4 separate regions of the Homo sapiens genome follow, and all the other regions are linked to region 2. A link is a loop called in an ENCODE intact Hi-C map of the cell type or tissue named here. Cell type or tissue: mammary epithelial cell. All regions are shown on one strand. Links, peaks and the distances in the headings refer to the core of each region. The heading gives the core; the rest is flanking DNA.

Region 1 (5,913 bases), core at 439-5,438, 290 kb before region 2:
GTTTTCGGATCTTGAAAATGCTGCTAGATCAGTTGGTTGTAGTGTAATACTACACTCAGGGGAAATTGCTTCAACCCACAAATGAGTGACTAGCATGCCCCATTAAGACTTCCCTGGTCTCCATTCCACACATGAAACATACAAGTGATAGTTTTAAGATGTTCCAATCATTGATAGACCAATAACCCAGGACTTGTATGGTGCTTTGTAAAGATGAACTGAGCTAATTATTGAAAAACCCAAATAGGTTTCCAGCAGCAAACTGAGTGCTAGAGTTGGGAAACACATGGCCAAGGCTATGATATACCATGGGGAAGTGAAAAACAAGAAAATCTATTGAGTAGTGATCAAGAATCAGATCAGTGTGCAGAGAAGCGAGGAAAGGGAAAAGCGGGGAAAGGAGGGAGATAGGGACACAGTGAAAGGAGTGTGTGTGCAAATGGAAAGATGGAAAAACAGATATAGGTGAATAAACTCTCAGAGAAGAAGAGAGGAATAAACAAGCATAATCATTTCTGCCCTTGGGACAATTTGTTTGGCTTTTCCTGGTTTCTGCAAGGACTTTCTGTTCTCATATATTAAAATTTGTCCTCACCTAATCCGTTTTCCATGTACTAGTTTAATTGTAGAGGGTTCTCTTTCCTCTGACTGAGACAGATTCCTGCAGAACAGTCCTTTTTACCCACAAAGATTGCTGTTTGTACCCCCAACTGCTCCCTAAAGATCTGGGAGATTTTATTTAAGTTCTGTTTGGTTCTCAATTTAAAACTAAGTCAAGTTCATAGCACCTTGCACCCCTGCCTATGGAATATTACAGTGATAGCTCTAAACATGCATCTTGATTTGATATTTTCTAGTTTACTGACTGTGAATTAATTCTCTTTGGTGACCCTAAGTTTATATTTTATGACATTCAATTTAGATCTCTCCATAACTCCTTCCGCTATTTATTATAAAACCCTTAGATTCTAGTGAGAAGCAGTGATAATGTAAATTCTGTTCTGTTGGCTTCGCTGTATGTGGATAGGTAATGGCTCAATCTCATTTAGCAAGCGAACAGTAGAATTGGTTATTATTATTTTCCTGCTGCTAGACATAATCACAATGTAGGCAATGATTAGAAAAAAAAGAGAAATAAATAAATAAATAAATTCTAATCCCATAAAGTGTGACTAAACTCCTTGCTTTAGAAACTGTGGAACCATCTTCTGTGACAAATGACTTGCTGATGTTGGTACCATCACTGTAAAATGGCTCAGACAACTGAGGAAATACTCCCTTCCCACATAGCCTAGGAAAAGACTGCTGGTAATCTAGGCAATAAATCAGATGCATGATTATGTTCAGGCTGTCATTTTAAAATATTAGTCTGCTGTGCTATCAAAATATTTTAAATATGGTATTAAATAAATTATCTTTTATAGAGCTTAGTTTATGCTTAACTGATACTCAGCCCCGGCTGAGCAGCACATGGCACGGTGGAGAGCCATGGGCCTGAGGCACTCTGCGCACCACATCTGGGTAGCTAGGAATTGAACGTGGCTGCCATATACTTCAAAAGGTCCAAAACAATCATGCTTCTAAACTACAGCATTATGAGTTTAGTGTTACTGTCTGTCAAGATGGGGAATAACTTTTAGCACATTTCCCATGGCGAAACTGAGATTCAAAGAGGTTAAGGATTGGTCCAGAAACATGTTAGACCCAGAATAGTACTGGTATTCAGGTTTATAATCTTGTTGGCCAGAGAGCTTTTTGTATAACGTGGAATCACTCTTTAAGTCAATACTTTCCATGGTACTTAACTACAGTGCTTTACATATAACGGTCACTCAGGAAATTAGGTGGAATTAAATGGATACTCCAAGAAGTAAGTGGAGCTGATTGTCCAGTCGGTTACATACGTAGAATACTTAACTACCATTCCCATGCCTATTCAATGCTACTATAAATGAGGACACATTTGCACTCCTATCACAGGCATTTTGTTGACTAGACTTTCATTAACTTAATTCTTTACTCCAATGGTTAATATCTATTAAAAACAGATTAAGTAACACATATCTACTATCAGCTTTATGACCTACCTCAACTCTTGCAGGGAGTCAGCATGAAATTTGTTTTTATTTCAGAAGTTTGCAAAAAGGAGGCACCAAGGCCTCAACTATAGAGTCCTCAGAGAACAGCATCAACATATGAAGAAAATGTCATCTCCTAACTCTCAAATTTCTTATTCAAACTGGCAGACCATACTGGCATTTTCTCTCTATAACTCACTGAGAGAGACTTACTTGTTTTCCTCCTGAGGGAATGGTTTATGATAAGCATAAGACATTTCATTAACAGTAGCAAAGGAAAGTGAAATTGAAGGTCATAATTAATTATGAAATGATCAACTATACAATTCAGTATCAAAGAGCAAAGATAACCAGCACCTTAGATTTATATGACACTTTATCATTTTCAAAGTGCTTTCATATGTGTTATCTTAATTAATCTTCACGTGATATTTTAGGAATTAAACATTTGTTTACAACCCCTTGTAACTCAGATTTCTGTAAGGGCTTAATTGGTTATGCCTCTGTTCTCTCCAAATGCTGTCCAGAGTGCCCCATTCTGAAATCACACAACATCTATAGTATTTTAAAGATTATAAATTCAAACTCTTTGTTTTAAAGTAAGATAAATAAAATTAAAATTGAAATTATTTAGCATTAAAATCTCTAGAGGGCATTAAAGTGCAATTAATGGGGGGATAATTAAGGCCAAATCCCAAAGTTGAAAAATTATTTCAACTACCTTTTCATTTTACCAGTTTTGTGATTGCTTGCCTTGTTTAGGTCTGCAGCAATTTTTCAAGTGAAGAGTTTGGATGTAGGGGGAAAAAAAATCACACTTCCCAATTTCTGCTTGTATCTTATTTGTGGCTTCACAACAGGGCACTACTTTGTAGTGTCGAATGTACTACAACCCATCTGAGCTTTGATTTTCTCATCAGTGAAGTGAGCAAGTTGGACAAAACTATCTCTCAGATCCATTTCCCAGTCTCAGTTCTCTGATTCTTATTTTAGTAGAATTTTTTTTTTCTTTTTACAGCAACCTATTCATTGGTTCTCCCTTGGCCTCACTATTCAAGTTGGAACTTTTTTGGCATGGGACTATTACTGTCATATTTAGTGTAAAGACCTGAAGCTCAGCACAAAGATATAATCATGTTATTAATGCTAATAATAATACAGCTATCATTTTTAACACTTAACAAGTTCTATGAAATTCATATATAGTATCTACCTCAAAAAACACAACAATTCTGTGAGGTATGTATTATTATCCCTATTTTTCATATTAGACAAGCTAAAGCTCAGAAGTTAAAGTCACACTATTAATAAAACATCTTATTTTCAGAATGTCAGTATATATTTTTCCACCCCAGTTCACAGGGCAGAACTGTCAGGGGAGGGGAAGGTATGGATGAGTTCATCTGTGATGTGTATACATTTTTCAACGTCTGAACATAAATTCACTGTGAACTCATTTCTTTCTGCAAAAGAGAACCGTTTATAAAGAAAAGGTAACTCTGCAATTCTCATGCCATTTTTATGATAAATGAAAACATGCACTGGTAGCTTCAAAATAGTATTTCTGGAGCCAGTGATATAGAACCTGTATAATAAGAATAAAATCTCAGAATTCAGGAAACTGATGACAGAAAGAACTAATGTTAAAAAAGTTGGCATTTAAAAAGGAGACAAATAGAAAAGAATTACAAGTGTAGCTTCACTTAAAGTTAATAAATATTTTATCAGTAAAGTGGAAAATATTTTGAAATATTATGTACTTATATATAGTTCATGCATGGCCAGGTACAGTGTTAAATTTGAATTTCTTCTTTGAAATGATGTTTAAAAAATACATATATTGTTACTGCCAGTACAGATAGAGCCTCCTATCAAAAGGAAACCAGGCACACAACATGGAAAATTATATGAAAACTGCCAATAATAATACAGATAATTCATAGTTTAATGGTCCATTCCGGTGTGTACTTCTGTGTACTTTCCCCATGAACTATGATGCATTTTAGCCAGTCTGGTGGGAACAAGCACTAGCCCTGGTCTGGATGAGCACTGCGAATTGTCACATCAAGTACTTGGGTGGTCCTAGGTAGTTTTATCACATGCATCATTATTTGGCTGCACTTATCATTACTCAGTTGATTTCTCAAGGAGGACCCTTTGAAGGATTAAAATAATACAATAAATATTTCTATTTTATTTTACTGATTACAACTGGATCAATATTTCTAGAAATTTTATTCTCTTTGACATGCCCTATGTTGGCTCTCATACTGTTTTATTTTGTTTTTGGCTTATCAATCAAATTCAGGTTTCCAGACTTTCTATTCTAGTCAAGAGGGATTAACAGGGACCAGAGATACCCTCCCACATAAAAAAATCAAGCAGTGAGCAAAATATATCAAAGAGTGGTTTTCAATATAATGGAGATATGTCAGTGATGAACAGTGATCCCTGAGAGAGAGAAAAACAAAGAAAGAAAGAAAGTGAGCCCTATGATTACTTCAGCTTATTGCCTTGAGGGAGTTTTCCAATCATTGTGCAAGGAATAGAAACCAAGGTAGATAGTTTGCTGCACGTTGTGCACATGTACTCTAAAACTTAAAGTATAATAATAATAAAATAAAATAAAAAATTAAAAAAAAAAAGAAACCAAGGTAGAGTCCATTAGACTCTTTGAGTTGAAAGACAGAATTGAAAGTTGGGGAAGACCAAGGCAGCTAGAGGTCACAGGGCATAATATCAAAAATAAAAGAGCTGAACAGAAGGAAGATTTCAACAATCTGCACAGGGGTCCCCTTGAGAAATGAGTTGAGTAATGATAAGTGCATGCACATAAAGAAACTGCCCAAGGCCAGATTAAGATTTAAAAGTTTGATGCAATAGTGCCCAACACACAGCCAGTCCTAGAAATCATACTAATTTCTACTGGGCAGAAGACAAAACCTCCTAATTCATGAGTTAGTAGGAAGAGTATGCTGAAGAGTCTTGCCTTCATTATATGGGGAATAATTAGCCTGAAATTGAGCACTATTTCATTCCCATTTAACACATTTGAAAAGCAAGATCCAAAGCACAAAAATATTTCCATGTAACTTAAGTATGTCCAGAACTAAGCTCAATAATACCTATAGGATGCTACGATATCCAGCAAGCAACAAAGTAACATTTGCAATGTCTGCAATTCAAGCTAAAATTACCAGGCAAGCAAAGTAGCAGAAAAATGTAATGCATAATGAGGAGAAAAATCCATCAATCAAAAGTGACCAAGATTGGACATAGATGTTAGAATTGGTAGGGAAGGACATCAAAACAGTTATCATAAATACTGCATGTTTTCAAAAATTTAAGTTGAGGCATGGAAGATGCAAAGACCCAGTTAGGATTTCCTAGGATGGAAAAGAAAATGCCTAATATGAAAATTACAGTGGCTTAGATTTTAGCAGGTTAGACATTACAGAAGCAAAGCTTAGTGAATTTAAACACACACAATGGAAGCAATCCAAAGTGAAATACAGAAGAAAAAAATAAGAAAAAAAAAATTAAGTAAAGTTGGGGGGTGGGGCGCAAGTGGAGGGAGAGCATTAGGACAAATACCTAATGCATGCTGGGCTTAAAACCTAGATGATGGGTTGATAGGTGCAGCAAACCACCATGGAACATGTATACCTATGTAACAAACCTGCACTTTCTGCACATGTATCCCAGAACTTAAAGTAAAATTTAAAAAAAAAGAAAGAAAGAAAAGTCCTCAGAGTGTCAAGGAGCTATGAGGCAACTTCAGGAGGCCTAATATGTATTCAAGTAGAGCCTCCAAACAGACAGCAGAATGAATATT
Region 2 (5,913 bases), core at 668-5,667:
GCTTCTTTATACAAGATGTCAACATAGAAGAAACACACAATGTTTTTCACTCCCTACTAACAAACATAAACTTAATACTTTGCTCATTTTCTAAATCACTCCTCTGGTATCAAGAATTGCCTATACTTACCATATTTTGACATTGTTGTTGTTATAGTCATGCGTGGAATTTTAAAACAAATGATTTCCTCATTTTGTTTACGGCCTAAGTGCTCCAGATAGCTACCATTTGGCAAAAATGAGGTTTATAGTTTTCAAAGAGCAGGGTGGTGATTTACTTTACAGTATGCATAAATGACAATTTAAAGCCCACTTACCTCTATTGCATTTGAACTTTTTAATCATAAGAAAGTGGGAACAACAATAATTAAAAGCCAGGGTCCTAGAGCTTTGGCATTAACTCTGTGTTAACACTAAAAATCTATTAAATATTTTATATATACAAAAATGTAGTACTTTCTCATTCTCGTTTCTCCCCTCCAGAAAATCTCATTTAATATAGACATATGCACATTTAATTTATTGACAATTTAACCCACTTTTATGAAAAGTATTGATGAGCAAAAGGTGGTAAGATGATTTTCTAAAAATCATTAAGTTTTTTATTAATTTCAAAATTATATAAACTTACAATTTTAGCTTCTTAAAGAAATGCAGAGTATTTTAAAACTAATCTTTATAAGCATTACCCACCCTCAAACCTCTTTCCTGTTTTTCCTTAAAAGCCTAACGAGGAAAATTGATTTTTAAGTGTTGTCATCTCCGTCTAGGTACTAAAGACAGCCAACATTACTATTGTTGTATATCTGTCTTACTCTTGATGATACAAGTATATTGATGATGTAATTGCAGAAGTTAGGGTTTACTCATGCTGTTGGACCAAAGGGATTTTTTTAGACTGCCTCCTTGAGCACCACAGAACAGTTGTAAAACAGAACCAAGCACACAATTTAAGCAATTCATCTCTTGAAAGTAAATCTGCAGGATCTTCTTCTTGAAGAACTGATGAAGAGCTAGAAATAAAAAAATCATTGGTAAAGCTTCTTTTGCTTCAGACTGGATGCTGAGCTGGAAAAACACTTGGGTGACACACTAGTGTATGACATCTTGGCTTTTAACCCTTTCCTAGAAGCCCTCAACTTTTGTTCTCTGTTGAGCTCTATTTTTTTCTTCCAAAATTCCGAGGGGTTATGGAATATCCCAGCCTTTCATCTCAACCCTATTTGTCCCTATGTAGATATTCTCCTGAAAGTTGACTGGAAACTAAGCAGTCATTTATCATTCTGAATTCTTTTTTTAAAAGCAATGACTGAGAAGTCATGATGCTCCATAGAATCATGTACATTATAAAAACAGGAGAGCCGAGATTTTACAAATATATCTGCTACGCTAAGAGAACCCCATGGTTGTGATTTCCAAGTGCAAACAAAAAGAAGGGACAGGAAAATACAGACAGAAAATCGCATGCAGATGAAGCAGTGCGTGCAACGGAGGAAAGAACATACCTGAGGAATTCTCCTTTAAAAAAAAATGTGCACGCCAACTGGGTTGTTCTTCCCCTCCTTTTGGAGTGTATGTGTTTTCCTTTTAGGAACACCACTTGCAATTGTGTTTCTAGTCTCGTTTCCTTTTTTCAATCACAAATAGTTAGAACAGGAGTGGAAGCTGCGTCCCAGGGATCCGACTCGTGCAATCAGGCATGCCTTGGTCTGCAACGGTGTCTGTTCTTTTCTTGTCAATTCTATCGCACTCCCGGGTAGCCTCCGAAGCAATTCTACAACTTAGCTGCTGGCAAGAAACTGCCTTTCACTCTTCTCATTGCCAAATACCTTCCGCGGCTCATTTCTCATCTCTTTCTCCCAGAAAGCAAAATGGGATCTCTCCCGTGTGTTGAGGAGCGCCCAGGCTCATCAACATTTGAGGGTGAGGAGCAGCCGGGCTGAGTGCGTGCTGGGAACTTCACACATCGCCGGCTGCGGCTGAGTCTTTTCTGAATGCAGCACCGGCACTGCGATCCCCAGCCTCCTCCACCGAGAGCGCCCGGGCTCCCTCTCCTGCCGCCGTAGCACGGCGTAGCTCCGAGAGGGTGAGCTACAGCCCCTGCTCACAGGAGACGCACTGTAGCCACTGCCAGGTGTGGCCTTCACCACCGCACTGACAACTAACTGTGTGGGACACAGCTTCATCGCTGGGAGACGCCTGAATGCCAGAGCTTCCTCAGCCTATCTTCCCTTTATCGCTGGATGATGACCTAGGAGACAGTCATGGCCAATTCTGCCAGTGGAATAGCGTGGATAATACTAAATTACCCATGTTATTCAACAATGACTGTTTTAGATGTACTTGACTGTACTTGGAATTATGAAAGTATACCGCACACAGTATCATTCCCTATTAGCCACCAAATGCAGCTAACAGGACCCTGTATTTAAATAGAGGAGATACTGATATCCCATCCCAGTTGGTTTTTCCTCTTATTTTTGTGGAAAACCATTTGAAGGTGATTCCTGAACAATTTCAATTAATGACACATGCATAAATCAAAGTGGGAAATGATGGGTAACTTACAGTGATGCAAAGGTTTTTCTTCTCACTTAGGAATAATGTCTTTTCATTTGATGTTAACATTTTAAAGATCTGGCTGGGAATTGAATGGACTTGCTTTCTCTTTTAGTTTTGCTGAGTAGAGGAGGTGGGGGGAGTAACAGTTCCCACTTTCCATCAATAAAGCATTTTCAATCCTCTAATCCTCCTGTTGAAACAAATAAAAAAGTACTGAATCTTAAAATACAGCCTTAAAGCAGCTTGAGGCCTGAAATAATTTGGAGGTTTTAAGCTACATCTGCTCTACTGCTTACTTAAAATTTTACTTTTCTTTGCTTTTTAGAAAATGGAAGGATATTTCCAGGACTGAAGAACGTCAACTAGCAGCTGTGGTTAAACAGTATAGGAAGCATATATACAGATTTGTATGGCATTTTTCAGTACATGGAGGGATGAATATGTCTTGACTGACATTAGAATTGACTCCACCTAAATATTCAATAATAATAGTTGCCATCAAAATAAACAGTTAAACCGGATATAGCATTTTGTGGCAAAACTTGTGGCAAAACATTTCACCTACCGTATGTGACAACCAATAAATAACCTCTCCATGATGTTTAAAAAAGTGTCCCCAAATGTGACACAATATATATGTTGGGTACTAGCAGCTGAGCCCTCCCCATTCCCAGCTATCAGCCCCACCTTTAATTCAGAGCAGCACAGCTTCCCTTACCCGCTGCTTAAGTGACTGTTAATGGACCTGAGCAGCTGCTCAAGGTCTAATGATCTGCATCAGGGGCAAGTACCAGGGCAGTCTTATTCCTGCCTTCACTCATCACGGGAGTGGCAGGCAGGACAAAGCTCTGCTGCCCCCGGCTGTAACACTGGAGAGTAGCACAGGAAAACCGGTTAGACCTAGAAGCACCTGATAGGGCGAAACTTGACTTTTTTATACAGAAAAACTCATGCTAGCCAATACACTATTTTGAAGAACGTGTTTTAATACATAGAGAAAAGAACACCTATTCACTGAATCTGTTTTCACTTTTTGGTGTGAAATAACCACTGCAAAGTACAGAAGCTGTGGTCAGCTGAGAGACCCTAGCACCCAGAATAAGGTAAATGTGCATACGTCTTCAGTAAATTTGGATTTAATGTCAGTGATGTAAATGTTTAAACCTACAGAAGGAAATAAATGAAAGATGATTCTAACCATGAGCGGTCTATAAAACATGTATGTAGGAAAATTAGCCAGACTTGGTGGCGGGTGCCTGTAATCCCAGCTACTCAGGAGGCTGAGGCAGTAGAATCACTTGAACCTGGAAGGCGGAGGTTGTAGTGAGCCAAGATCGCGCCATTGCACTCCAGCCTGGGCGACAGAGCAAGACTGAAAAAAAAAAAAAAAAAAGAGAGAGAGAGAGAGAGAGAAAGAAGAAAAAAAAACACCATGTATGTAGTGCCATGAAAAGTTTGAAAATATTGCTCTAATTCAAATATTCTCGTAGAGGAAATGAATCACACCAGGGGTGGTAATCATTAGTTTTTATTGGAAAGAAGAAATAATGTTTCATGAATGCTTCGATGCCAGCATGTGTGTTTTAATGAATGCAGTGCTAAGCTCTAATAATCAGGATTCTGGTCATATATTTCAAAATGGAAATTGTTTACATCTCTGAAAGTGGCAGGAAACATGTATGTGAGGGACTCTGGCTGCTAATAAAATATGTTGCCGTTAGAGTGACAGAGCTTTATGACTTTATTGACCTGCAGGGACATCAAAATCCCTAGTAGAAATGTTTTGGCTTTTGACGAGTAGTTTTCACTACTGAGTACCTGATTTGAATAATGTGTAATTACAACGATGAGATTTCAACAGTAAGAGCCACATTCTTATCAGTAAGATGCATTCTGTTTCTACGGAGCTTTTCAAAGTCTTGAATTAATAACATTAAACAACACAGGATAAGAAGTAATTTCTATTTATACACTCACCCCATCCATAGGTACATGCCTCAAAACTTATAGATGGTTGGATTAAATAATAAGATCATTTCTCCTCCAAATGCTTCAGCAGTCATTTCAGAAAGAATAAAACCTCTAGGGTACCATTCACCTCTCATACCCCAAGACATAAGCTGAGCCAGATCATTTGTCTCATTTATGGTTCAGGTGGAAGAAAAGCAAGGAACCTGGGTCACTGCTTATTTTTTAGTACAGTAGTAGTGAAGCTTGACTAAACCAAAAGAATCAAGTAAAGGGGTCATTCTTGTAGAATTGTGTCATGGCCTGTATATCTGGCTTTAAGCAATAGAGGAATCCTTGAAAAAGCATAAACCAATCCTGTGTGCATGGAATTGTGTTTTCAGTGTTTTAGAAAACCTCGATCTTTATTTTAGGGAATTGGTAACCAACCATTGAACCTCACTATTATATTTTTTAAAAAACAATACTCTGACCAATCATTGGCTCTCTGTTTCCATGCAAATGGATTGGCAAAATGGATTAGTTGTCCAGATAATTACGGAGAAAAATATGATTATGTTTAAAACAGCAAGTTGGCATTTCTAGCTCTATATAAGTAAATAATGTATAGGAGAACGACTATTTGGAAATAAACCATCTTATGCAATTTGGAAAGATGTGCCTAGCATAGATTACATGGTAGTAAAACACACGTTAAGTTCTGTTCTTAAATTAAAGCTTTCCATTAAAGTATGGGTCACTTTAAAATGGCACTTTTGAGTAGAATTGACAGTATGTAACTTTAGAGACTAGGCCACATAAGGTACTGCCACTTCCTGTTTGCCCACTCTGGTTTGCTCACTCTGGAGGAAGTTAGTTGCCATGTCATGAGGATACTCAAGCAGCCTAGGGGGAAGTCCACGTGGCAAGGAACTAAGGACTCCTGCCAACAGCCAGACACAAACTGTGACCTCCTGCCAACAGGCATGCGAATGAGCCATTTTAGAAGCTGACCCTCTAACCATGTTCAAGCTTTCAAATGACTGCAACCACTGCTGACATGCTAAATGCAACCACATGAGAAACCCTGAGGCAGAAAAACCCAGGTAAGCTATTCTCGAATTTCTGGCCCACAGGAACTGTGAGATAATAAATGTTCATTGTTTAAATGAAAAAAAAAAAAAAGTGCTTTTGACTTTTCCAACTGAGGAATGAGATTATTTTTCAACTGTGGGATTTAAATGCATCTAAGTGATTTAAGAAGTAAAATTTTAGGCTCAACAAATTCTGTCACAAGATATGGATGCTGTACTTCTCCAGTCAGTATTGGCAGTGCCTTCTAAGCGCTTTCATAAATCTCTGTTGTGGCACTGATTTATTATACAGTATGCTAACTACTATTTT
Region 3 (5,913 bases), core at 381-5,380, 1.1 Mb before region 2:
CATGCCTGGCCTGGAGGCCTTGTTAAAATGAGGATTCTTATTCCATAGGTATGGGATAGGACCTGGCATTCTGCATTTCTAAGGAGCTCCCAGATGATGCTGATGTTGCTGGCTTGTTGAGCATACTATGAATAGCAAGGATCCAGAAGACTTTTTTTTTTTTTTTTTGAGATGGAGTCTCACTCTCTTGCCCAGGCTGGAGTGCAGTGCGTGATCTCTGCTCACTGCTACCTCTGCCTCCCGGGTTCAAGAGATTCTCTTGCCTCAGTCTCCCGAGTAGCTGGGATTACAGGCACCCACCACCATGCCCAGCAATTTTTTTTTGTATTTTTAATAGAGATGGGGTTTCACCATGTTGGCCAGGCTGGTCTGGAACTCCTGACCTCAGGTGATCCATCCGCCTTGGCCTCCCAAAGTGCTGGGATTACAGGCGTGAGCCACCGTGCCTGGCCAGGACCCAGAAGACTTCTAAAAACCCTCATGAATTTAAGCAAAATGTTCACTTTAACATTTCTTTATGAGCCAGTTTGCATAAAGCTAGGCCAATTACTTAACTGCTTCAGGGTTAGGGACTAACTCTTCCATTAAACCTAAGATGTCATTGATGGTTACATGAGTCATTATTTTATGTTCTGCTAAGAGGGGAAAATGCTGACAAACTGTAATGTATCCTGATTTCAGAAATGTTAAAATAGGAGTTTTAGAACTGAAGGCATATGGTGGCTTCTCTGACTCCTTTCCAGTTTCTACACTGAGGATTTACTCTATCCTAGGTATTTTTTTCTATGAGGTATGTGCTGTGATGATCCCGTTTGACAGAGGCCTGCTGTGGCTAGATTACCTATGTGGCACAGCTGGAACCTGAACCCAGGTGCTTGTGACTGGAGAGCCCACATGCTCAGCCTCTGCCCCACAGGAAGGGCTACTGTCCCCAAGGAAAACATTCCCCTGTGCTGCCTCCTGTGGCACTCACTTACGGTGAATGCCTCTGTATTAGCGACCTACAATAGCATCTGTGCCTGCTGTGTTTATTTCCTTGTTACATACATCTTCTTTGAACCTGGCATCTTGTATTCATCACTCTACTGAAGTGACTGTCTTGAACTCAGCAATGACCTTTTTACTGCCAAATGCAGCAATCCTTTCAGTCTGAATTTTTCTTGACCTCGTCTCCATCTGACATGTCCTATCATCCTCTCCTTGAAACTCCTCTCCTGTGTTTCTGAATAGCTTGCTTTTTATGTCTGATGCGTTTCTGACTATGAGAAAATCATACTTCAGTTAACATATTTATCCCCAGCTCTTTCCTCGGTGAATTAGAGGACTCCAGGCAGTCTCCAGATCCTCACTGAATGAAAGTGAGGAATTTGGGGGTGCAGTACAAATTACTGCTTTGAAATCATGAGTCTTGCTTGAACCTTTTCTGCTCCCACTCTCTGTGTATTTTTATCATTGAGTTTAGTGTTATATTCTAATTATGTTCACTTGTCTTTGTATCCTAGATGAGTGAGATCCTTGTGGGTAGGGACTGTGTTTTATTTATTTTTGTTCCTCCAACCCCTGTCCAATGCCTAGCACATAAACGATTCAACATTGCTGAGGCACAACCACAATCCACTATTTTAGTGGCAGAAGAAGTCATTTCCCGATATCTGTATTGTGTTGCAAGGAAATCTCACTTAGGAGGTCTCAAGCCCTAGGAACAGATCAATCAGAAAGGGAGGTGGGGAGGTGATGTCCTTTCTCCGTTTTATATGGAGACTTAACTGGTCCCAGATTGAAATTACTCTTATTATTTTTTTTTTGCAGAAAAATTAGAAGTCCTAATTTCTTCACGTATGGGGGTAAAATGAACCTTGTATAGAGGACAAAGTCTTCTATGGAAACAAACAACAAACAAGGGCCTTCCTATGCCATTTTAAAAAACAACTCAAGGGTCAAGGACTATAGGGTTAAAGGTACATGCCAAGAAATGATTATTTAGGAGTTTGAAGAGGTTAATCTCTGAAATGTCCACTTGTCCTCCCTAAGGAGCTTCTTCCTCTCACTTGATGACAGTCCTAAACCCATTTCCCTATCAGTCTTAAGGTGATGTGAACCTGGAGAAAATTTGTTCTATTTTTTTTTCTCTTATGGGCTAGCATGTCAGTTTCTTATCACGTGCTGTTTGCTGAGTCACTTTGGTTAGATTTGAGTCAGTTCACTGTCTGCTTCTGAAGCAAGTTGTGTCAAGCCACAGTTATTGGCAATTCGGCCATGTAACAAAGCCGTTTTTTAAGAAAAATCAAAGTAAATGTTTTCAAAAGAGGAAAATGACATAATTGACCCTACCATAAATAATTTTACTGCTTGATTTTAGAGTCCATTACTTATTTCTGATTTTGTTTATCAAATGATTTGTGTTCAACCCGAACAGTACTTTTCTGAAGCCACTAATTTATCACTTGTGGCAGAGCCGTGGTTGCAGAATGTTTAAAACAACCGAGGTAGCTGCAGAGGCCATCAAGAGGCAGTGTGGCAGGGGGGCCGATAGAGGGCGCTGGGCTATTTGTGATAAATTTCCAGAGGCCGGAGCAGCCTGTTTACCAGCCTTCAGATGAAAAAAAAAGCAGAACACAGCTTTTAAAAACAAAAAAAAACAAAAAAAAAAAAACCTCACTAATTCTGAGACACAATGGAATAAAAAAAACATGGAAATGAAAAAATTCATCAGCTATCTCTTAGGTCTGAATTCTACGCAAAGAAAGTTTTCAACGCTGGCTGCTGATCAGTTACAAAGGGCTGACACCACCTAATGTGCATGCACTCTCTGTTTCCCTGATACATTTCAGTTTGCCCAGTGGCGATGGTGGAAGTACTTAAATTACCCAAAGGCCGGCTTTGGAAAGTAATATGACTTAACTTTGTGGAAGACTTTGGAATAAAAGAAATGCTGATGATACAATATCTAGTTTTGAGTGAACATTTTGCTTCCCCCGCTGGAATTCTGATTCTTTCTCTCCCTAGCTTCCTCAGTTTCTTACTTTCTATTTTCCTTCAGAGGTTGAAGTGGGCCCTGTTTCTACAGTCTTTGGGGGAACTGAAGACTTACCCTTTAGGGTTAATTTATGCTCTGCTATTCCTTTCCTCGGTATCTTTGGATACGAGGCTTGCCTTTTGTCCCCTGTCTTATTTCCACTCCTCTCCCCAGAGATCTGTTGGAATGGTTAGGGGAAGGTGGGAGAGGGAGGAAGCTGGTGCAGTGGGGATTGACTGAGTTTGGAAGACATCTTCAGCAGCTTTCTGGTCACATGGGCTCCTCTCAGCTCCCACAACTGCTTTAGGCATATGGCCGAACTGTATGCTTCTGTATTCTAGCCCTGGAACTCACTCACTCTTTATTCTCTACACCTCTCCTCAATAGGTTTCCAGTCCTCTGGTATTTGTTTCAGATTTATCTCTTTGGGTAATGTATGACTGTTACAGCTGGTTGGGTAAGTAGGTGATTTTCACTGCCATGGGTCTAAAGCATCTCGTAAAAAAAACAACTTACAGATACATTATCTAAGAAAAGCAAAAACAAGTAATTATGTCAGGACTTGTAAATTTGTTATAGCAATATAAAAGTGCTCTTAAGCAGGGCATGCTTAAGCTCTTCCTTCTGAATTCATCTGCACTTGAAAAAAATAAGCCAAACTCACCTGTTTTGAGGCAATTAAAAAATGCCTAAACTCTCACTCAAATTACGACTTCAGTGGATTCTTGGGCTTGAGTTCTTTTAGGATAATAATGTATCTGTGATTTTGAAAAGAGTCATATGTGTTAGAACAAGAAGGTTGTAAGAGAATGTATTCATGTGAAACTAGCAGCAGATATGCCGGCCAGGCAAGTCAGCTGAAACAGAGGCAGAGAGTATCTGTAAAGGAGAATGTGTGAAAAGGTGAATGAGGCCTTTGAGGATCCAGCAACAAAAGGAATGAGGATAGGGAAAAGCAAAGAAGAGATGTAGAGTGAGATTTATTTGTTTTAGAGAACTTATCTTAGAGCATACCTACAAAATAATTATAAGAAAAATAATTTATGGAACATGTAAATAAATATGAAGGGCCAAAAAAAAAAAAAGATAACAATTGCTCCTTTCTCCCAAGGAAGAAATAGATAAAGAAAACAAAGTAGTGCTTTTATTTATTTTATTATTTATTTATTTATTTTTAGAGACAGGGTCTTGCTTCATTACCCAGGCTGGAGTCCTGGTCCACAAAACCATCCTTTCCTCTTAGAGGACTCTCGGCCTGTGATGGGAAGGGCTGCCATGAAGTTCTCTGAAGTGCCTTTGAGGCCTTTTCCTAATTGTCTTACATATTAGCCCTTGGCTCCGTTTTAGTTAAGCAAATATCTGTAGCAAGTGGTTGCTTCACAGCCTGCTTGAATTCCTCTCCTTAAAATGCTTTTGTTTTCTGTACCACATGCCTAGGCAGCAAACTTTCCAAATTTTTATGCTCTGCTTCCCCTTTAAATATACTTCCAGCTTTAAGTTAGCTCTTTGCTCATGCCTCCGAGCATAGGTTGTTAGAGGCAGCCAGGCCACATTGTAAATGCTTTGCTACTTAGAAATTTCTTCCACAAAATACCCTAAATCTTCACTCTGAAGTTCAAACTTCCACAGAGACCTAGGGCAGGGGCACAATGCAGCCAAGTTCTTTGCTAAGGCATAAAGTGCATGACCTTTGCTCTAGTTTCCAATAAGTTTCACATTTCCATCTGAGACCTTGTCAGCCTGGCCTTCACTATCCATATCACTATCAGCATTTTGGTCACAACCATTTAACCAGTCTCTAAGAAGTCGCAAACTTTCCCTAATTTTTCTGTCTTCTGAGCACTCAAACTCTTCCAACCTCTTCTTGTTGCCTGTTCTAAAGGTGCTTTCACATTTTCGGGTATCTTTATAGCAATGCCCCAATCCTTGGTAAGAATTTTCTGTATTAGGCTGTTCAGGCACTGCTATAAAGAAATACCAGAGACTGGGTAATTTGTGAGAAAAGAGGTTTAATTGGCTCACGGTTCTGCAGGCTGTATAGGAAGCATAGCAGCATCTGCTTCTGAAGAGGCCTCAGGAAGCTTCCAATTATGGCAGAAGGCAAAAGGGGAGCAAGCACATAAAGTGGTAAGAACAGAAGAAAGAGAGAGTGAGGGGGGAGGTGTCACACATTTAAATGACCAGATGTTGCAAAACTCACTATCGTGAAGACAGCACCAAGCCATGAATCATCTGCCCTCATGACCCAAACGCCTCCCATCAGGCCCCACCTCCAGCATTGGAGATTACAATTCAACATGAGATTTGGTTGGGGACAAACATCCAAACTATATCACTCCTTATTCTCAATAGAATACCATTTTGGACTCATCTTTTACTAATAATCACCATGTGCCAGTTGTGTCAGTTTGATGTATGGTCTGGCCCATGTAGTAGGAGGACAGCCATAGAAAGCCTTGTTCTGACTTGAGTCTATTGCTGTAAGACAGGGGAGCCTCAGCAACCTCCCAGTGGCATTATCAACAGGACCCCTAAGCCTGTCTCCGGCATTAATATGGTTTGGCTGTTTCCCCACCCAAATCTCATCTTGAACTATAGTTCCCATAATCCCCATGGAGGGACCCTGTGGGAGGTAATTGAATCATGGGAATGGGTTCTCATGAGATCTGATGGTTTTATAAGGGGCTTTCCTCCCGCTTCACTCTGCACTTCTCCTTGCTGCCACCATGTGAAAAAGGGTGTGTTTGCTTCCCTTTCTGCCATGATTGATGGTTTCCTGAGGCCTCCCCAGCCATGCTGAACTGTGAGTCAATTAAACCTCTTTCCTTTATAAAATACCCAGTCTCGGGTATGTCTTTATTAGCAGCATGAGAACGGACTAATACAGGTATGGTTGT
Region 4 (5,913 bases), core at 352-5,351, 1.2 Mb before region 2:
CACATGGTTTTGCATAATTATAATGGAGCAAATGGAAATAGTCATAGCACTTCAGCATTAGAAACCTCACTGCAGAAGCACAGATGGGTTAGGAGATGTTGATTAAAAAAGATGTCTAGGAATAAATCCTCTGTAAGCACTGTATTAAAATCCAAGTGCCTGCAGGACAAGCGACTTTGCATTAATTACTAAAAAATTTCTTATTCTGGGTATAGCTTTCTGTAGAAATCCTACAGATTGAGTAAACTGTGGAGGCACTCCTTTTCATGCTCCATTTAACTTAAATTATTAGCTGGTTCAGAAAGTTGTTTCTTCCCAGACTTGTCTAGGAAGTTCAATATTTAGCAATTACCCCTTTGTGCTTCTCGAACCTTCTCCAAGCCAGTGTCGTTGAAGGACAGATTTGCCATGTGGGAAGGTGGGCTACCTTGGAAAACAGATTTTTGGTTCGGAGCTTGTCTGAAACTCTCTAGATTAAGAATTGTGGCCGGGCGCAGTGGCTCGCGCCTGTAATCCCAGCACTTTGGGAGACCGAGGTGGGCGGATCACCTGAGGTTGGGAGTTCGAGACCAGCCTGACCAACATGGAGAAACCCCATCTCTACTAAAAATAGGAAATTAGCTGGGTGTGGTGGCACATGCCTGTAATCCCAGCTACTCGGGAGGCTGAGGCAGGAGAATCACTGGAACCCAGGAGGCAGAGATTGTGTTGAGCCGAGATTGCTCCATTGCACTCCAGCCTGGGCAACAAGAGCAAAACTCCATCTCAAAAAAAAAAAAAAAAAAAAAAAAGAGAGAGAGAAAGAAAAAAAAAGAATTGCACTGGATGGGTTTGCTCCTTCAAAACTAACAGGAGAGAGAGGCTGAACAAATGGTGTTCTTCAGGCAAGGGGCTTCCTGACGTGTAGTCATTTGTTAACTGCCCGAGTTTTGGTCTTAGAATTTCTTTTCCCTCTCCTCCTCTTCCTTCTTAATAAATCATCACAAATACAGTTGAAGTCTCCCCTTCCACACTGTGTTCCATTTCTCTCCATTCAGAGAACCCCTAGAGAACCACCCCCTTTTTTTAAATTAAAATTTATTTTGAAATAATTTCAAACTTAGAGAAAAATCACAAGGACTGCACAAAGAACTCCCCATATCCCCTTTAAAGGAATAATGATAATAATAAAGTGTTTTTAATTCCTGGCATGTATTTTATTGGAGGCATTTCTGTGATTGGAACGGGAGTTGAGGCAATGTCAGATGTATTATAACAAAGTAAATTCCTTAAATTGTCGCGCAGTGAAACATTAACAGCAGTAACTACCCTTTCAAATTCCTTTTAGTTTTCAATAGAAAGGGCCAGAAAGTGCCTTTACATTTTTGTCTTGGAACAACTCTGCAATTTCATCTTGATTTAATATTTCTAGTAATAAAGCATCTTCCGACTCCACATTCTTATCTCTGGGCAGACATTTTATTCTTAAGAATTGTAGTGATTGATAAGAAGCTAAATGGAAATGATTAACGTGTCAATGATTAATAATTATAACAACATTCAAACACTTAGAAATTATAGTATTTCATCAGATGTCTTTTTAAAGAGGCATTTCTGGCCAGTTGTGGTGGCTGACCTTTGGGAGGCTGAGACGGCTGGATCACTTGAGGTCAGGAGTTCGAGGTGAGACTGGCCAACATGATGAAAACCCTTCTCTACTAAAAAAAAAAAAATACAAAAATTAGCCGGGCATGATGGCAGGCACCTGTAATCCCAGCTACTCAGGAGGCTGAGACACGAGAACCACTTGAACCTGGGAGGCAGAGATTGCAGTGAACTGAGATTGTGCCACTGCACTCCAGCCTGGGGTGACAGAGCGAGACTCAGTCTCCAAAAAAAAAAAAAAAAAAAAAAAAAAAAAAAAAAAGAGGCATTTCTGTGAGAAGAGCAGCAGGTAGGCAAGCCAACTTTCCCAGGGCCTATAGCCCCTTTTCCCCGATTGTAGAGCATCCTTCCTTTGGTCCCCTGTGAGGGGCCAGCAGATTTCTCTGCTCTCTGCGGTGGGGGTGGTGGGTGGGGGGAGAACCACTCTTCTGAAGTGGATATTTACCTTTTCAGGCGTGTTTTCATAATTTAGCTTCGTCAGTCTATATCCACAAACAATATATTATATTATTTTGCAAGTACTTATACTTTTAAAAAATGATCTCATGTGAGGATGTCCTATTGTATCATATTTTTTCACGAAACATTATTATTGTTATATCCATGTTGTGCATACAGGTAGACTTAGCTTATTAATTTAAATGAGGTATAATATTCCATCATATAAATGTACCACAAGTTGTTATCCATTTGCTGAGTGTTAATTTTCCATTAAATAAATGCCTGCTTTCTCACAATTACAATTAGTGAAGATCCTTTCATCTGTGGTTTTGCTGGGATTTGAACTTGAGATCATCTGACCAGTAAGCCCGTGCTTTCCTCATTATATTAAGATTGCCTCTCAAGTAATAGACTTCTATCATAATCCAGGTTGATTTGGTGGAACACATTAGCTAAGTATTTAAATTTGGTAATGCCATTTTCTCTCCAGACAGAAACACTTTACTTATTTCACCAGACATGAAAAGTGGATTTAGTGTCTCAGGGTAAGTTGTCGACTATAGCAGCCACTAGCCCACACGTGGTAACTGAGTGCTTAAAAAGCGGCTAATTACGTGTGTGTGTGTTTAAATATACCTTTCCCCATGGTGCTGAGATGTGTTTTAATTGTAAAAATATATACCAGATTTTGATGGAAAAAGTGTGTAAAATATCATTAATTTTTGGTATTGAAATAATATTTTGGATATATACGTTTAAATAAAAATGTAGCCAGGCGTGGTGGCTCTCACCTGTAATCCCAGCACTTTGGGAGGCCAAGGTGGAGGATTGCTCGAGCCCAGGAGTTTGACACTAGCCTGGGCAACATGGCGAAACCGTCTCTACTAAAAATAGAAAAATTAGCAGGGCGTGGTGTCATGCGCCTGTAGTCCCAGCTACTCGGGAGGCTGAGGTGGGAGGATCACCTGAGCCTGGGACTTGGAGGTTGGAGTGAGCCGAGATCACGTCAGGCCGCTGCACTCCAGCCTGGGCCACAGAGCGAGACCCTGTCCCAAACAAAGTAATGAAAATTGATTTCATCCATTTCTTTCTACTTTGTTAATGTAGCTTCTTGAAAACTTAGCTACATATTGTGGCTATTGGATAGTGCTAGTGAGGGATTTATTAGGTTGAAATGATCAAGTATGTGCTTCTGGGTGCCAGGTGGGGGCAGCAGAGAGTTGCTAGAATCAGGACTCCTAAAGGTGCTGTCCTACCAATCCTAGAGGCTCAGAAAGACAGGATGTCAGTCAGCAAAGGGGTTAAATGGGAACGTAGTCAACAAGGACCCAAGGATCAAATCCTGCATCCTGGTTGAGAGGGATTACAGCTAGGGCCACCTAGAGGAGAGGGGCTGCTTAACAAATGAAACCTCTAATAAAGCACAGTTTTGAAGTCACACAATTCTGTGTTTGAATTTTGACTTTGTTAACTTGGGTAAGTTATTTGACCTCTGCAAATCTCAGTTTTCACATCTGTAAATTGGAGATGATAGTACATATTTATATTTTTTGTTGATGCATGTAAAGAGGTTATCACATATATTGAATATTTTCCATTTTTATTTTCCTTATTTTAATGTGTCATTGAGAAGGCATAAGAAGGTATAAGAAGGTACCTCTTGCCTTTTGAAGCAGTAGACTCAGGCTGCAGGTCTTACCACATATGGGTTTAAAGTGACTCACATAAGGCTCACCATTTCTTATCCACTTTACATCTTCAGGTAGAGATGAGAAAGTTCTCTATTTGGAATGGTATTCCTTGTACATTGGAGTTCTTACTGTTTTATCTCTTGCCAAACAAAAGCCTTAAATAAATTTCTTTTTTTTTGGCTCTCAGCTGGGTAATGCATGCATTTGTTCATCACAGAAGTTGCCCCGTCCTGTGTTAAGCAAGCCTTAGGGATGCAGAGATGAATGAAATGTAGTCAAAATACCTACAGCTAGGTGAAAGAGCTAGATGAAGGTCACCTAGCTATGACACAGTGTGACAGGCACCAAAGTCAAGTTATGAGAAAGTTAATTCCATGGGGAGGGCAGCGAGGGTTTCAGCGATGGCCTTGAAAAGGAGAGGACGTTATTGAGCTCCTCATCATCCCATTTTCTAAAATTCCCAGTCTTCCAAGTTTCAATGACTTTCATCTCTACCAATCACCAGCAAAGCGACAGGCTAGAATGCATCACCAATAGAAACTGCTTTATTTTTTAAGTCCTGAGCTCTGATTTTTCTCTCAGTACTGCCCAATATCTCTTATCCTCCTAACTCTGTTTAGGAAACTTTTATTGAGCAGTTTATAAGTACAAAGATGGTGTTTCTTCATAGGCATGGGCCTTCACACTCTTGCTATGATTCTTCTTACTGCATTGATTGCCTCCACACAGACCTCAGGAAACTGAATAGTGTTTCTTCCTGTTTGCTCTCTAGGTAGAAGACAGTAGACATGGCTCTGTCCAGAATTATTGCTTAGATCATTTTCCCTTTCCACGGAGTTCCAGATGTGTCAATTTGGAATGCTGTTCTTTTTTGAAATATTTGCAATTTAAATATATAATTAAAAGCTAATGATCGGGCATCTGCTTATAATAGGAGAATTTGGTTCTGCAGGTTTCTGTTAGACTGCAGTCATATTATTGACAACACTGGCATTCTGAAGAAAAGCCTTCCAATATGGCTTCAGGTTGTAAACCATTAGGTTGGTACTATTCTTTAATGAAGTGGTCTCTAAAGTGGGATGTGGCTATTCAGGGGCTTGCAAGGTAATTCAAAGGGATTCAGAAAGAAAACATTAAGCTATTATTTATATTTAGCTTTTAATCATCCTTTTATAACATATATGTTTTGTGTATGCTTTGTAATGTTTGTGCCACAATACAAGTATATAATAAATGTACATATACTAAGGGTGAGCAAAATTTTTTAGTGATGGGGCACACATAATCAAAGAATTCTGTAGACAACTAACTGCCCTAATGTGTTAGAATTTTTGTGATTTCTAGTGACAGAAACCCAACTCAAAAGAGCTTCTAGAAAGAAGGCACTTATTGGCATTCCATACTGAAAAGACCAGATGTGCAGTTAGCCTCAGGTACGAGGGGCCAGACACTTTGTGGTGTTGTCAGGGTGCACACACTCTGTCCGTCAGCTGTGTATGTGGGGAAAGATGGCAAATTGAGCTCTGAACTCACACTCTTCCAACTTACCACCCAGTGGCAAGAGACTCTCTTCCTTGGCATTCCAGACTGATTGGTATGAGTGGGTCCCATTCTCGTATCTGAACCAATCACTGTGGTCAGTGGGAATGGAATATTCAGGTTATCTGGATTGATCCTGTTCTTAGGGAAAGGAAGCAATATGGTTTGGCTCTGTGTCCCCACCCAAATCTCACCTTGAATTGTAATAATCCTCACGTGTCAAGGGTGGGACCAGGTGGAGGTCATTGAATCATGGCAGCGATTTCCCCCATGCTGTTCTCGTGTTAATGAGCGAGTCTCACGAGATCTGATGGTTTTATAAGCATCTGGCATTTCTTGTGCTGGCACATTCTCTCTCCTGCCGTCCTGAGGAGGTGCTTTCCGCCATGATTGTAATTTTTCTGAGGCCTCCCCAGCCATGCAGAACTGTGAGTCAATTAAACCTCTTTCCTTTGTAAGTTACCCAGTCTTTGGTATTTCTTCATAGCAACGTGAGAATGGACTAATATGGGAGGATATGGAATAACCCCGTGGGAACCACATGGTAAAGGTTTCTGCCAGGAAAGAAAAAGGGGATCTAGGAAAGTGGACAGACTGA

The links. Peaks named below come from ENCODE experiments on the same cell type or tissue, not always from the same donor. Only the 100,000 strongest peaks of a DNase experiment are listed, where the experiment ranks them.
Region 1: a loop joins it to region 2, with 14 times the contacts of the local background. A loop is called at or near these places in 5 of 110 quality-filtered maps.
Region 3: a loop joins it to region 2, with 7 times the contacts of the local background. A loop is called at or near these places in 19 of 110 quality-filtered maps.
Region 4: a loop joins it to region 2, with 8 times the contacts of the local background. A loop is called at or near these places in 18 of 110 quality-filtered maps.

Annotation. Positions count from the first base shown.
Region 1 is chr15:54,267,845-54,273,757 of GRCh38, reverse strand. The region is part of intron 10 of UNC13C (unc-13 homolog C); the gene reads right to left. Among named protein-coding and RNA genes, the nearest start is that of UNC13C, 290 kb to the right of the region's middle. In mammary epithelial cell, for the core only: no CTCF peak of the experiment used is centred there; no DNase peak of the experiment used is centred there.
Region 2 is chr15:53,974,520-53,980,432 of GRCh38, reverse strand. It overlaps UNC13C (unc-13 homolog C), which reads right to left and starts at 1,992. Exons shown (of 33, transcript NM_001080534.3): 1 at 1,506-1,992. LOC124903495 (a long non-coding RNA gene) reads left to right here. Exons shown (of 2, transcript XR_007064646.1): 2 at 2,888-3,083. In mammary epithelial cell, for the core only: a CTCF peak has its summit at 3,412; no DNase peak of the experiment used is centred there; H3K4me3 peaks cover 572 bases; H3K27me3 peaks cover 397 bases.
Region 3 is chr15:55,105,674-55,111,586 of GRCh38, reverse strand. No RefSeq gene overlaps it. Among named protein-coding and RNA genes, the nearest start is that of RSL24D1, 88 kb to the left of the region's middle. In mammary epithelial cell, for the core only: a CTCF peak has its summit at 2,511 (motif pointing right); no DNase peak of the experiment used is centred there.
Region 4 is chr15:55,165,934-55,171,846 of GRCh38, reverse strand. No RefSeq gene overlaps it. Among named protein-coding and RNA genes, the nearest start is that of RSL24D1, 28 kb to the left of the region's middle. In mammary epithelial cell, for the core only: a CTCF peak has its summit at 3,307 (motif pointing right); a DNase peak (open chromatin) is centred at 3,326.